Regions from separate parts of the Homo sapiens genome. Here region 2 is linked to region 1. The links are chromatin loops, found by intact Hi-C in ENCODE. Cell type or tissue: PC-9. All regions are shown on one strand. Region 1 overlaps TOM1L2 (target of myb1 like 2 membrane trafficking protein). Region 2 overlaps RAI1 (retinoic acid induced 1).

Region 1 (2,500 bases):
GGGGCAGGGACACCCTGGGGGAGAGACCCACGGGGGACACCCCGTGGAACCCAGGTAGTGCCTCATTGAGTCTTCACCTCACCCCGTGAGATGAGGCCACACATGAGCTTCCCAATCCACCCAAGAGAAAACAGTCCCAGGCAGGTGGGAGACAGGCTGAGACACCCAGAGAGCAGACAGCAAGCTGGGGTTCCAATCCTAGGATTAGTGTCCATTTCCAGAACCCCTGCTGTTCCTACCACAGTGGCCCCAAGTTCTCCAGGCACAAGTCTCCTATGGTCACCTGTTACAGTGCCACAGGGTGGTCAGTGCTCTGATAAAACCATGGCCTGCACCAGGAAGGACAATGCTGACCCGAGCCACATCTCTGATGGCCATTTGTCACTGGCCTAGCAGAGCAGTACCAACCCCATTAGAAGGCACTCGAGAGCCAGGGTTTGTTTACAGAGCTGGTGCAGTTGGGTGGTGGCTGGGAGGGTGTCCTGTGGCGGTGAGGGGGTGCGGCACAGTGAAGTGGAGGGAATGGTATGTGTTTGGGCCTCCCCAAACATAACCATGCTTTCTGTACAATTTCGGATTACTGAAGGGGAAAGAATGTGTGTCTTAATGCTTCTCATGAGATTTTTGTTTTTGCCTAACAAAGAAATGTGTATGAATGCACGTCTGTTTGCAGGGGCAGGGAGGAGGAGGGTCCTTGGAATAGCTGCCGACAACAGCTGGAACTCCTGTCTGGGTCCCCCAGCTGGGCTAGAGAGGGCAGTGATCATCTGTCCACTGGACAGGAAGGTTTGCAAAGGGCTGTTTGCTTACTGGGTCCCAATTTTTAGCCTTCTGAAGCCCCTGTCCAATGGGCCCAGGCAGGCAGCAGTGCTGGTTTCCACGGGATGCTCCTTCTTGGGGGAAGGGACTCACTCCCTCATCCATGCTGGTCTTCACCTGGTGGATCTGAGGGCATGCATCCCTCTGCACTGGTCACCAGAGGGCGCAGAAGAGCCAGCTGGCTGCCTTGGGTCCTCAGTGCCGTGCCTTTCCACAGGAGTGGGCAGTGCCACCTGAACCCCTGAGACTGGGACACTCAAAATCAATGCAGTGCTCATGGCTCTGATTCTCCCATTACTTAGAATGTCCTCCCACCTGCCCCAGCGTGGGCATTAGAGAGCCCAGCCAGGGGCCTACCAGGATACTGCCTGGTGAGGACATCCCCTCCTCGTGGCCAACCCTGGCCTGCACTGGGAGCAGCCCTGTTGTGCCCCTATGAGGCTGACCTCATTTGTCCCTCACTCTGGGTCCAGGACCTGCCTTGTCCATGCCAGGGTGTGTCCTGCTGCACCCCTGCCATTATCAGCGCCCAGGCCTGGGTCTGAGCCCAGGAGATGTGAGTGACTTCCCGCCCTTCACCCTTTGTGTGTGTGGCTTGGACTAGCTCCCTGTTTTCAAAGGTCCTGATGACTCCAGCAGGTTTTCCACCCAGCAGTAGGCAGATTGCTTTTTTTGAGATGGAGTCTCGCTCTGGCGCCCAGGTTGGGGTGCAGTGGCGCGATCTTGGCTCACTGCAGCTTTCCTCTCCCAGGTTCAAGCGATTGTCCTGCCTCAGCCTCCTGAGTAGCTGGTATTACAGGTGCCCACCACCACAGCCGGCTAATTTTTGTGTTTTTACTAGAGACAGGGTTTCACTATATTGGCCAGGTCGGTCTCGAACTCCTGACCTCAGGCACTCTGCCCGTCTTGGCCTCCCAAAGTGCCGGGATTACAGATGTGAGCCACCATGCCCGGCCATCAGATTGCTTTTCATGTTTGCTGCTCCATGGGGCAATGCCATGGCCACAGCCTTAGCGATACAGGGCAGCAGAGCATGTGGGCTGTGTGTGTCTGTGTGTGTCTACACATATTCTTGCCCACCTGCAGCATTTCAGGTTACCTTGTCCCATCCCAAGCCATGCTGACCTCGAAATGAAAACGAGGCCAAGGGAGAAATTAAGAACACAATAAAAAAGGGGAAGGCTGGGCACAGTGGCTCATGCCTGTAATCTCAGCACTTTGGGAGGCCGAGGCGGGCGGATCACGTGAGGTCGGAAGTTCGAGACCAGCCTGACCAACATGGAGAAACCCCATCTCTACTAAAAATACAAAATTAGCTGGGCATGGTGGCACATGCCTGTAATCCCAGCTACTCAGGAGGCTGGGGTAGGAGAATCGCTTGAACCCAAAGGCGGACGTTGCAGTGAGCCGACATCATGCCATTGCACTCGGGCCTGGGCAAGAAGAGTGAAACTCCGTCTCAAAAATAAATAAAATAAAATGAATGGGAGAAAATCGTGTAGCCGCACCTCTACAAATCAAATCCAACCAAGTCAGTCAAGAAAAGGTCATCCCAGGGCTGGGCGCAGTGGCTCACGCCTGTAATCCCAGCACTTTGGGAGGCCGAGGTGGGAGTTCAAGAACAGCCTGGCCAAGATGGTGAAACCCTGTCTCTAATAAAAATGCAAAAATTAGGGCCGGG
Region 2 (2,500 bases), 130 kb after region 1:
CTGGCCGCCAGGCACCCCAAGTGCAGGGTCAGGCTGACCCGGTTCAGGCTGGTCCCGACACCCTATGTGTGTGGCCCCTCTGCTCCCACGTCCTCACCTCTAGGAGGGCTACCAAGGGCTGGGTGGGTATGAGAAGCATACCAGGCTGGCACCATGCCTGATGCTCTGGCAGTTCCCAGCTCCTGCAGAGCCTGCCTCCTTGGGCATCGCCTGCCCTGCTTCCTAGAAAGGGCTCTCTCTCGGCCACTCAGGGACTCTAGCCCAAGGTCCCAGGCTGCGAGTGGGCCCGAAGTAAGGCCCCTGTGGCTGGGACACCCACAGAAGAGTGACACCGGCAAAGCTTCTCTGCCTCTCCGCCCCGTGCCACACTTGGAAAGGCCTCCTCCAGCCTACCCTCCTGGGCCAACAAAGTCTCATCTTGTGCCTCGGTCCCCCAGTCTGGTGACAGCACCTCATATGACACCTCAGCCCTGGCAGGGCCTCACTGGCCTAGACTTGGGCAGGGGAGCTCCCCTCTGGGAGCCCCAGCTTTGCCGTCCCTGCCCCACTTGTATTGCAGGATGGTCACAGTGATCACTGGGCAGCAGCATTGAAGCCAGGAGGCTGCACTAGTGGCCCCAGGTCTAAATCTGGTCGTAGGGGTGCTGCTGAATTAGGTGACAACATATACAGACCAGGAAGTGTCATGTCAACATCTAATCCTGTTCCTGAGACAGTGGGCAACAGGCGCCATGGGCTGCATCCCCATGGGCTGCCCTGGCAGAGCTGAGCTACCGCGCCCCATGAGGGCCAGGCAGCCACCACAACCCCATCAGCACTGCCTGCCCGGCCCTGCGGGGCCTAGGGGTGGGTGGCCTCTGCATTATGCAAACATGAGTTCATCTTCTGATCACTCCTCCAAGTAACAGTTTGCATTTTAATCAGGGCCTTCCATGCTCTGACCTCGGCAGTGACTAACGGAAGCATTTCAGGCCCTGGGAAGGGCAGGAAGGGGATATTTAGGAGGAAGGCAGATACCAACATCACAAAAACTGTTCTCCTGAAAGGTGGCATCTTGCAGGGATGACCCAGCGCAGGCAGGGTCTCTCTGCCTGCTTCAGTGCAAAGGGCTTTTTGTGGAATGAGTGAACATCTGCCTGCCTCTCTCCCAGTTCTGCCTTGGGGAACAGGTGGATGCTGACTTCCTGTTCTGCCCGCCCCTCTGATGCCTCGTGATACTGTTTCTGGCTCCTGCTAAGATGTGGGACCAGGTTCAGCAAATCTCACTAGGACCTACCCCAGCAGAAACATCTCTCCCTTCTCCCACTCTACCTTTGCTAACATAGCCTCAGGTGGGTCCAGTGAGCATCTTTGCCCCCTAGAGGCTCATGCTGAGATGACAGTCACCTGAGCCCCAGACTGTCTCCTAGAAAGCACTGAAATGTGACAGTGTGTGTCCCTCCCCAGAAGCCAGCAAACCCAAGGCCTGTGGCAACACACAAGTGCCCTGAACGGATGGACAGTTGCACAAATGCACAAATGGGCCTCTGTGTGCGTTCCAGGGCTGCCAGGCACTTGAACAAACTTGACCTGGTTTTCCTTACTCTCTTGTCAGTCCTCTCCGGAAAAAGCTATCATCCCCATTATACAAAGGGGAAACTGAGGCTCAGAGAAGCAGAAAAAGCCCCCACTCGTGGCCAGCGATCTCACTTGCTTCTGGGTGTGGCCAAGCCACAGTGGGTCTCCTCCTCTCGGAGAAGCTGGGCTCAGGGAACACAGAGGTGGCACATGGGTGGATGGGAGTGGGCAGAGGTATGGCAGCAGGCAGGTCCCACAAATGCTGAGATCTGCCACGCTTGTGAACCCCGCAACACCTGATGCTGGGGTGGAGGTGGAGGGTCGTCTGGTTTATTGTTACCACTACTCTTTTCTACCACCGTAGTCCTTACAAGGCTTACAGCAGACAGATAACCAGGCAAGGCCCAGCGTGACCAGGCCCAGACTCCTTCCAGAAAAGACATGGCACAGGTACCCAGCAGTGTGGATACAGTGTCTTGAGCCTCACGGGGCACCTGTGGCTGGTCTGCTGTGGAACCATGAGCCAGTGTTGGGGAGGAGCAAGGTGGGGCGAGGCAGGCCTTGCCCAGGTTGGCAAAGGTGACCTGAGTCAGCCCAAGGCTGCTCCAGGCTAGTGAGTCACCCAGCTCCCCACGTGAATGGACATCACAGCCGCCCAGCCCTGTGCTGCTCGGACCTCAGCAAGGAACCACCTCAGGGGCGCCATGGAGAAGTTCTTGTCATGGTAGGCCCCAGCCTCCCAGGGGTCCTGCAGAGGTAGGGGCTCATGGTGGGAATCTGGGGGCAGCTAGGAGCTATGAAGGGCATCTGGGCCTCGGGGTCAGAGGACTGGGTCCAATCTGGGGCTCCCAACTCCTGGCTGCATGACCTCAAGCATGTCACTTCTCTGTAAAACTGGAACCACAAGCGCTGACTTGCAGGATCTGTGCAAACAACAAGCTCA

Evidence for each region. Hi-C counts contacts between places; a loop is a spot of excess contacts. Peaks named below come from ENCODE experiments on the same cell type or tissue, not always from the same donor. Only the 100,000 strongest peaks of a DNase experiment are listed, where the experiment ranks them.
Region 2: a loop joins it to region 1, with 4 times the contacts of the local background. A loop is called at or near these places in 14 of 110 quality-filtered maps.

What each region holds. Positions count from the first base shown.
Region 1 is chr17:17,858,874-17,861,373 of GRCh38, reverse strand. The region is part of intron 12 of TOM1L2 (target of myb1 like 2 membrane trafficking protein); the gene reads left to right. Among named protein-coding and RNA genes, the nearest start is that of SREBF1, 23 kb to the right of the region's middle. RefSeq lists enhancers at 1,226-1,275, 2,049-2,500. In PC-9, CTCF peaks have their summits at 786 and 985 (motif pointing right); a DNase peak (open chromatin) is centred at 949.
Region 2 is chr17:17,728,708-17,731,207 of GRCh38, reverse strand. The region is part of intron 2 of RAI1 (retinoic acid induced 1); the gene reads right to left. Among named protein-coding and RNA genes, the nearest start is that of RAI1-AS1, 36 kb to the left of the region's middle. RefSeq lists silencers at 1,257-1,316, 1,346-1,544, 1,259-1,553. In PC-9, CTCF peaks have their summits at 1,151 and 1,350 (motif pointing left); DNase peaks (open chromatin) are centred at 1,367, 2,167 and 2,467; H3K4me3 peaks cover 913 bases; H3K27ac peaks cover 842 bases.